Regions from separate parts of the Homo sapiens genome. Here all the other regions are linked to region 2. Evidence: chromatin contacts called from ENCODE Hi-C or POLR2A ChIA-PET data. All regions are on one chromosome and are shown on one strand. Each heading gives the region's core, a stretch centred on a gene start or an enhancer-like site at or near the end of the contact. The rest is flanking DNA. Distances are from core to core; before and after follow the strand shown. Region 1 overlaps TICAM1 (TIR domain containing adaptor molecule 1). Region 2 holds the start of TNFAIP8L1 (TNF alpha induced protein 8 like 1). Region 3 holds the start of TICAM1 (TIR domain containing adaptor molecule 1).

Region 1 (2,700 bases), core at 121-2,620, 180 kb after region 2:
CTGTTGCCCAGGCTGGAGTGCAGTGGCGCAATCTCAGTTCACTGCAATCTCCGCCTCCCAGGTTCAAGCGATTCTCCTGCCTCAGCCTCACAAGTAGCTGAGACTACAGGTGTGTGCCCCATGCCCAGCTGGTTTTTCTATTTTTAGTAGAGACAGGGTTTCATCATGTTGGCCAGGCTGGTCTCGAACTCCTGACCTCAAGTGATCCGCCTGCCTTGGCCTCCAAAAGTGCTGGGATAACAGATGTGAGCCACCATGCCTGGCCTATTTATTTATTTATTTTTTAAAAAGAGTTGGATGTCTTATTCAGTTGATAAATAAATAAATACATACATAAATAAGAAAGATGCGGCTGGGTGTGGTGGCTTACGCCTGTAATCCCAGCACTTTAGGAGCCCAAGGCAGGTGGATCACCTGAGGTCAGGAGTTTCAGACCAGCGTGGCCAACATGGCGAAACCCCATCTCTACTAAAAATACAAAAATTAGCCGGGTGTGGTGGCGAGCTCCTGTAATCCCAGCTACTCGGGAGGCTGAGGCAGGAGAATAGCTTGAACCCGAGAGGTGGAGGTTACAGTGAGCTGAGCTCTCTTCACTGCACTCCATCCTGGGTGAGAGAGCCAGACTCCATCTCAGGAAAAAAAAAAAATAGAGATGGGGTTTCATTATGTTGCCCAAGCTGGTCTTGAATTCCTGGCCTCAAGCAACCCTCCCACTTCAACCTCCCAAAGTTCTGGGATTAATTACAGATGTGAGCCACCACAGCACCCAGTCTTGTTTATGTATTTAGACACTCCAGAATCAATACATGTTAAGTGTCCAACAAACCTTGGCTCCATTCTTATTCTTAGAAGGTCTGTCACCCTGAAAAATATTAATCCCTTCCATGTGGGTCCCCATACTTAATGAGTGCTGCACCTGCTACCCAGGTATGGTGTACCTGATATGTGGTTCTGCATATGATCCGCTGAGGCCTTGAAACAACAGCCTCCACAGACCCATTTCTCAGATGAAAAAGCAGAGGCTCCGACAGGGGAGGCACTTGCCAAATGTCACACAGTGGCATCGGAGTCCAACCTTGGTGGGGGCATCAAAGGCAGACCCCAAAGAAAAAGGAAGGGCTGCAGCAAAAACTGCTAAATGTCCCCCAATGGCATTCATTCAAATTCATGCATTTATTCACTCATCCATTCATTCACTCACTCATTCATTCATTCACTCATCCTTTCACTCACTCATCCATTCACTCATTCATTCACTCACTCGTTCATTCATTCACTCATTCATTCACTCACTCGTTCATTCATTCACTCATTCATTCACTCGTTCATTCTTTCACTCATTCATTCACTGACTCGTTCATTTATTCACTCACTCATTCACTCATTCATTCATTCACTCACTCGCTCACTCATTCATTCATTCATTCATTCATTCATTCATAGCTCACTGCAGCCTTCGGCTCCTGGGCTCAAGCAATCCTCCCACCTCAGCCTCCTGAGTACCTGAGACTACAGGCGTGCACCACCACGCCCAGCTAACTTTTGTATTTTTGAAGAGACGCGGTCTCACCATGCTGCCCAGGCTGCACCCTCCCCGCCCTCAACAATATCTTTTCCCTCCACCTTTCCTGGTATTAGAACCCCGACTCGGGAGGCACACGGCCGTTCAGAAAGGACTACATTTCCCAGGGTTCCTTGCGGCAGGAGCAGGGCCATGTGATTATATTCTGGCCAATGGGATGAGGGCAAAGGCCGGTCTATGCCCTCCAAGAAGAGGCGTGCACTTCCCGCTTCCTGTTCCCTTTTGCGGGAGCGGGAGCCACGTGTTTTATAACAAATAGCCAGGCAGAAGGTGTCCCAGAAGACAATGGCGCTGCGGAAGCATTCAATAAATATTTATTATAATTAAAAGACCGTAGCAATACCCCCACCACCAAGACCCTTCACCCAGAAATAGAGAGATTGGAATTGTAAACACCGTATCCAGTTCTGACCACCCTGAAAGCCAGGGCATCATCGCGCCCGTTTTGTCCTAAATGAAGGGCTCCCGGACAATGTCCTGAAAGTGGCAGATGACCTCATCTTCCACTGTCCACAGGGCACAGGGCAGACCGGGGTGCTCTATGGGGTCCTGGCCGATGCCTGGGTCCAGGGGTGTTCCCCAGGTGGTCAGGCAAGGACACGCGGTCATTCTGCCTCCTGCGTCTTGTCCTCGGGCGCCTGGGACCCTCTCTGGTTCCACATGTGGTTGTTCAGCCCCAGCTGTACCATCTGTGCGTGGTGGATAATGAGGGGTTGCAGCCCTGGGCTCTGAGGGGGTGCGGGTGAGGCCGTAGGGAAGGCTGGGGACTGCGGGAAGGGCAGTGACTGTGGAAAGGCTGCTGGCTGTGGGGAGGGCGGTGGGGGGGTGCCAGCCTGCCATGCGTGCAGGGGTGGCGGCTGCGGGCACCCCGGCCAAGTGGGAAAGGGTGGCGGGGCTCCCAGGGGCACCTGGCCCCCAAAGGGCATTCGAGCCCCATAGGGCGCCCCAGTCCCAAATGACATGTGGCTCCCAAAAGCCACCTGGAGCTGCTCCATCTGTGCCTGGTAGGACAAGTAGCTCTGGAGGTAGGCTGAGTAGGCTGCGTTCAGTGCCGCCGCCTGCATCCGCTCACCGTCCAGGTGTTGGCTCTGTTCCCGCAGGGCTCGGGTGTCCTGTTC
Region 2 (2,700 bases), core at 97-2,596:
TTTGTATTTTTAGTAGAGACGGGGTTCCACGATGTTGTCCAGGCTGGTCTCAAACTCCTGACCTCAGGTGATCCGCCCACCTCGGCCTCCCAAAGTGCTGGGATTACAGGGGTGAGCCACCGGGCCCAGCCAATGAGATATTTAACTTACTTTTGCCTCCTGAGGCCTGTGCCTCGGTCTTCCTGAATCCCGTGTGCAGGTCAGGACACACAACAGGCCCTCAACAATTTGTTGTCTGGCTTCCTGGAGGAAGAAGCAGCGAGGTTGCTATGGGCTCCCTAGGCCCTAGCTGCAACCGGGACCCAGAGTTGGGCTGCAGGGCGGAAATGGTGCTGCAGGGGACCTGGGAGCAGCTCCAGGGCCTGGTTCCCAGGACTCACAGCTGCATCCTCCCCGGGGGACCCCAGCTGGCGCTGCGCAGCCGGGAGGCTCCTGTGTGTCCTGCAGGCTCATTCCTACGGAAATCGAGGCTGGACCTGGGGATCCTCTGATGAGGTCTCCAGGAGCCCTCCACCTCACCCCAAAGATTCATCTATAGCCCCACAACCCTGGGTTAGATTCATCCCTTCTTGTGGCACAGAACTCTGTATTTTTAAAATTTTAACTTATTTTGATCTTCTTCTTTTTCTTTCTTTCTTTTTTTTTTTTTTTTTGTAGAGACAGGGTCTCCCTAGGTTGCCCAGGCTGGTTTCAAACTCCTGGGCTCAAGGGATCCTCCTGCCTTGGCCTCCCAAAGTGCTGGGATTCCAGGCGTGAGGCACCACACCTAGTTGGAATCTGCATTTTAAAATGGACTCTCAGATCTTTCTGACGCGAAGGGTTCCCCGAGGCCGTACTTTGAGAAACACGCTTCTGCCGAAATTCCTATTACCCAGGCGGGTAAACTAGCCCCAGAAGGAGGAAGGGGCCCGTGCAGAACCACGTGGTTGGTCTGTTTTGCCTTTTGGCTCTCTGGTCTCTTCCTGTTGGTGTCTCTGTGCCTCCCTCCCCAGGTTCTCTGTCTGTCTCGTACTCTTATCTCTTCCCTTTTCTGTGGCCGGCACCCCCACGACGGCCTCGCCCCCGCATCCGGGCCCCTTCGCGATTCCGGAGGAATCCCCCAGAGCCGCCTGACCCCGCCCCCAGGCTCCGCCCCTTCCCCCCACTTCCCCCCCGTCGCAGTGCCCTGCTCCCATTGGCCTTTTCGTACATTGCCCGCCCTGTCATTGGCTAATCCGGAGCGCTCGGCCCGCCCCCCAGGCCTGGCAACTCTCCGGTCCCTTCCGCGCGGGCGGGGCGAGTGGAGGGCGTGGCCTGCCGAGGGGCGAGGCGAGTGGAGGGCGGGGCCGCGCTGCCCGCCCCGCCCCGGCCCCGGCCCCGGCTCCGGCGCTGCTCCCACCGCCGCGGCAACGGCCCCGGCCCACGGAGGCGGCTGGACGGACCCCCGACGGTTGGACGTACGGACTCTGCTTCGAGAGTAGGTGAGCGAGCAGTGCCGGGGCGCCCCCCATTTCAGCGCATCTCGGGGGCCACCTGGCCGCCCTCTGTCTCTCCCGCCCCTTAATGCTTCTGCACCCCACCGCCTGTCCGTCTACATTCCTGCCTCAGTTTCCGTCTGTCTCTCTGTCACTCTCGCTGTATAGGTTAGGGGGAGACAGATTGAGTCTCAATTGCCCCCCTTGGCGTGGGGCTCTGCTCTGGGACCAGCACCCCCATCCCCCATGTGGACTCTAGTGGACTCTGCCCCCTTTAACTGTAGGGCCGCAGGTGCTCAGGCCAGATTCCAGAACCCTGAGGGCATTCCAGGCGGTGGGCAGCTGGGCCAGCCGTGCGGAGGTGGGCATGACTGTAGCTTCTAGCTAAACCAGGCATCGGTCCAGGCATCGGTGGCGGGGAGCCAGGCCTAGGCCAGCCCGGGCCCACCCAGACTGGCCCCTAATGAGCTCCCAAGTGGCCTGTGGGGACTTGGCCTCAGTTTTGCCAGCTGTGAACTGGGACCGTCGCTGCTAAGGTAATTGGCAGGTGATCTGAAGGACACCTGCCGCCTCCTGGCCTTTTCTGTGAAGTCGAACTAGGCCCATTTCCTGGGATGGGAAACTAAGGCCTAGAAAGAGGCCAATGCTTCCAATGTTTGTCCAGGGAAGTGGGGACAGAGGCAGGACAGAATCTGTTTTCTCTGCATCCTCACATTTCCCAGCACCTTCTCTATGGAGGGGGGAAGGGCTGGTGGAGGAGCAGCCCCAGGTGTAAACAGGCCGCCAGAGTTTATTTCCTGAGCCAGTCCCAGCTCAGCTGGAGGCGATGAACGCCTTGGGAGGCCCCAGGGGGGCCAGCCCAGTGGTGGCGGAGCTTGGACCAATCTAGGTTTGAGCTCTGCCACCCGCATGATATCTTGAACCAGTTTTTCAATTCTGCGGAGCCTCAGTTTCCTCATCTGTAAAACAGGAGTGGGTCGTAACTCCCCAAGTTGAGGGCTGCTGGGGGATCAGATGCAGGAATACAGGCCCTGCTCATAACCTGCCTGACTCTCGCTGTGGCTCTGCCCCAGTCACACTGGCCTCCTCCTGTTTCTCCAACACCCCAGGCGAGGTCCTCTCTCAGGGCCTTTGCATGGGCTGTGCCCTCTGCCACTACGGCAGGTCCGAGGGCGCCAACTTTGAAACATAACAAGCTCCCTGGATGGGCCGGACCCAGGACCTGCACAGGCAAGGGCTGGGAGGG
Region 3 (2,700 bases), core at 18-2,517, 190 kb after region 2:
CTGGGCTCAAGTGATCCTCCCACCTTGTCCTTTTTAAATGTTTTAACCACCTCTCCCACTCTCCTTCCCACACTCTCATGCAGCCTTTCATGCATCGAATATGCATTTATTGAGCACCTACTAGGTCCAGGAACTGTTCAAAGTGCCACTGCATATCAAGGCAGGCACATCTACCCTCACAGAGCTCCCAGTCTGGTTCAGGGAGACCAACAGTAAGCGAGAAAATAACCCAAGATCATTTCAGAGAATGAAAAGTAACGTGAAAGCCATGAGCCGGGGGCTGTGTGGCTCTGAGAGACTGGCTGGGAAGGGGCTACAGGGGACCACGGTGGTCAAGGGAGGCCTTTGGGGACAGGAGGTAACATTGAGCTGAGACCTAAAGGAGCTGAGGGAGGAGGCTGGGTGGAGATCAGGGAGGAAAGCTTCTGGAAGGTGAAGCCACCTGCCCAAAGGCCCTGGGGCAGGACTGCGCCTGGTGAGCTGGAGGAACAGTAAGGAAGCCCATGTGGCTGGATAACCGTTAGGAGGGGGAGAAAGGAAGAAGGTGTGTGGTGGTACAGGGTGTGAGGTTGGGATCCTGGGTGTCAGGGAAGAGTTTGGGGTGTCAGGGAGGAATTTGGGGTGTCTGGGAGGAATCTGGGGTATTCGGGAGGGATCCTGGGTGTTGGGGAAGAATCCAGGGTGTCAGAGAGGGGTCCTGGGTGTCACGGAGGAATTTGGGGTATCAGGGAGGGACCTTGGGTGTCAGGGAGAAATTCAGGGCGTTGAGAGAAATATGGGGTGTGAGGTAGGAAGCTTGGGTGTCAGGAATTTGGGGTGAGAAGGAATATGGGGTTTCAGGTAGGAATCCTGGGTGTTGGGGAGGAATCTGGGGTGTCCGGGAGGAATCTGGGGTTTGGGGGAGGGGTCAGGCTGTCGGGGAGGAAGCCAGGGTGCTGGGGAGGATCCCGACAGTGGGGGAGGATCTGGGCCACCAGCGCGGGGAGCTGGAGGTTGAGGGGAACGTCAACCTCCCAACGCGCGGCGCCAGGCCCCCTCCTCCGCACCGGGGCCCTAAGAGGGAGGCCAGGTGGCCTGGAGCCCTGGCGAGCGGCACGGGCTCAGGGCCACCCCCCACACCCCCGACACCTTCTCCACCTCAGGCCCGTCCTCGCCCCTTCCCCACCTACCAGGGATCCGGGGCTGCCGGCTGCGCCACTGGGTCCTGGGGTCCTGGGGGCTGGGGCTTCTGCGGAGTTGCCCGCGGACCGTAGCGCGCTGAGGGCGCTGGCTCCACCCCGCGGCCCGCGCCCTGGGAAGGAAGCGCGCCGCCCCTTCCGCGTCCCGGGTGGGTGTGGGACGTGAGGTCACGGTTTCGGAGTCCTGCCCCGCAGCACCGGGAAAGTCCCCGGGTCGCCCCGCACCCATGCGCTCTCTTCCCAACCCTTGCGGTCACGTTCAGCAAGTGTGAGCACCTACTGTCTGCAGGGGGCCAGAAGAACTCGCATCTGCTCTCGGGGAGCCCACAGTCATCTGGGCGGGGGTCCCAGATGAGAAAGTAATCACAATTGTAAAGTGGGATCATCTCCGTTAGTGATAGGTGCTTTCCAGGAAATAAATGTAGCAGCTGTTTTTATTTTATTTCTCTTATTTTATTTGTTTGTTTGTTTATTTATTTTTTTATTTATTTTCCGAGACGGAGTTTCGCTCTTGTTGCCCAGGCTGGAGTGCAATGGCGCAATCTCAGCTCACTGCAACCTCCGCCTCCCGGGTCCAAGCAATTCTACTGCCTCAGCTTCCTGAGTAACTGGGATTACAGGCATGTGCCACCACACCTGGCTAATTTTGTATTTTTAGTAGAGATGGAGTTTCTCCACCTTGGTCAGCGTGGTCTCGAACTCCCAACTTCAGGTGATCCACCTGCCTTGGCCTCCCAAAGTGCTGGGATTACAGGTGTGAGCCACCGTGTCCGGCCTCCCTTTTTTTTTTTTTTTTTTTTAGTTGGAGTCTTACTCTGTGGCCTAGGCTGGAGTGCGGTAGTGCGACCTCGGCTCACTGCAACCTCCACCTCATGGGTTCAAGCGATTCTCCTGCCTCAGCCTCCTGAGTAGCTGGGATTACAGGCACGTGCCACCACACCTGGCTAATTTTTGTATTTTTAGTTGAGATGGGGTTTCACCATGTTGGCCAGGCTGGTCTCGAACTCTTGACCTCAGGTGATCTGCCCGCCTCGGCCTCCCAAAGTGCTGGGATTACAGGCGTGAGCCGCTGCGCCCGGCCTAATTTTATGATTATAATAATTATTATTATTTGAAACGGGGTCTCCCTATATTACCCAGGCTGCTTTCAAACTTCCAGGCTCAAGCAATCCTCCCGCCTCGGCCTCTCAAAGTGCTAGGATTACAGGTGTGAGCCACCGCACCTGGCCTATATTATTTTTATCACCACATTAAATAAGATCTAATAATCACAGTGATTTTGCCGTGGTGACAAGTGTCAGATGTGTTTCTGGTTGCAATGCAATCTGAAAGTATCTGTGGTTTTTATTAGGGACAAACGGACAAAGTCCCAGGTCCTGTGGTTGTCTTCATTAATAATTGAGGGAATGGTAATTATCAGTTAGAGTCAGTGAAAATAAAGATGTGAAATTTTTTTCCTCCATCAGAATTCACAGACACCCTGAACACCCCTAAGAGGCTCAGGGACCCCAGGCTGAAGTTC

The links. A loop is a pair of places that touch in the nucleus more often than their neighbours do. ChIA-PET counts read pairs that join two places held with the same protein, here RNA polymerase II (POLR2A). Pooled maps may share reads with other maps.
Region 1: a loop to region 2 is called in a pooled map, with 5 times the contacts of the local background. The contact joins the enhancer-like site here to the promoter of TNFAIP8L1 in region 2. A Hi-C loop is called at or near these places in 1 of 168 maps with a recorded cell type or tissue (PC-9) and 6 of 50 pooled maps. POLR2A ChIA-PET finds 5 or more read pairs at or near these places in 2 of 52 experiments (CD4-positive, alpha-beta T cell and IMR-90).
Region 3: a pooled map shows a loop between it and region 2 (10-fold over the local background). The contact joins the promoter of TICAM1 here to the promoter of TNFAIP8L1 in region 2. A Hi-C loop is called at or near these places in 7 of 50 pooled maps. POLR2A ChIA-PET finds 5 or more read pairs at or near these places in 4 of 52 experiments (CD4-positive, alpha-beta T cell, GM12878, IMR-90 and 1 more).

What each region holds. Positions count from the first base shown.
Region 1 is chr19:4,814,052-4,816,751 of GRCh38, forward strand. TICAM1 (TIR domain containing adaptor molecule 1) reads right to left here. Exons shown (of 2, transcript NM_182919.4): 2 at 1,881-2,700. The coding sequence ends at 2,188. Among named protein-coding and RNA genes, the nearest start is that of TICAM1, 16 kb to the right of the region's middle. RefSeq lists an enhancer at 1,802-1,931. Within about 2 kb of position 1,371, at least 13 of the 41 ENCODE cell types and tissues checked have a DNase peak (open chromatin) inside an H3K27ac peak, as active enhancers do.
Region 2 is chr19:4,638,170-4,640,869 of GRCh38, forward strand. TNFAIP8L1 (TNF alpha induced protein 8 like 1) reads left to right here and starts at 1,347. Exons shown (of 2, transcript NM_152362.3): 1 at 1,347-1,460. RefSeq lists silencers at 868-947, 1,008-1,447 and an enhancer at 1,348-2,347.
Region 3 is chr19:4,830,445-4,833,144 of GRCh38, forward strand. It overlaps TICAM1 (TIR domain containing adaptor molecule 1), which reads right to left and starts at 1,268. Exons shown (of 2, transcript NM_182919.4): 1 at 1,170-1,268. RefSeq lists silencers at 985-1,104, 1,115-1,404.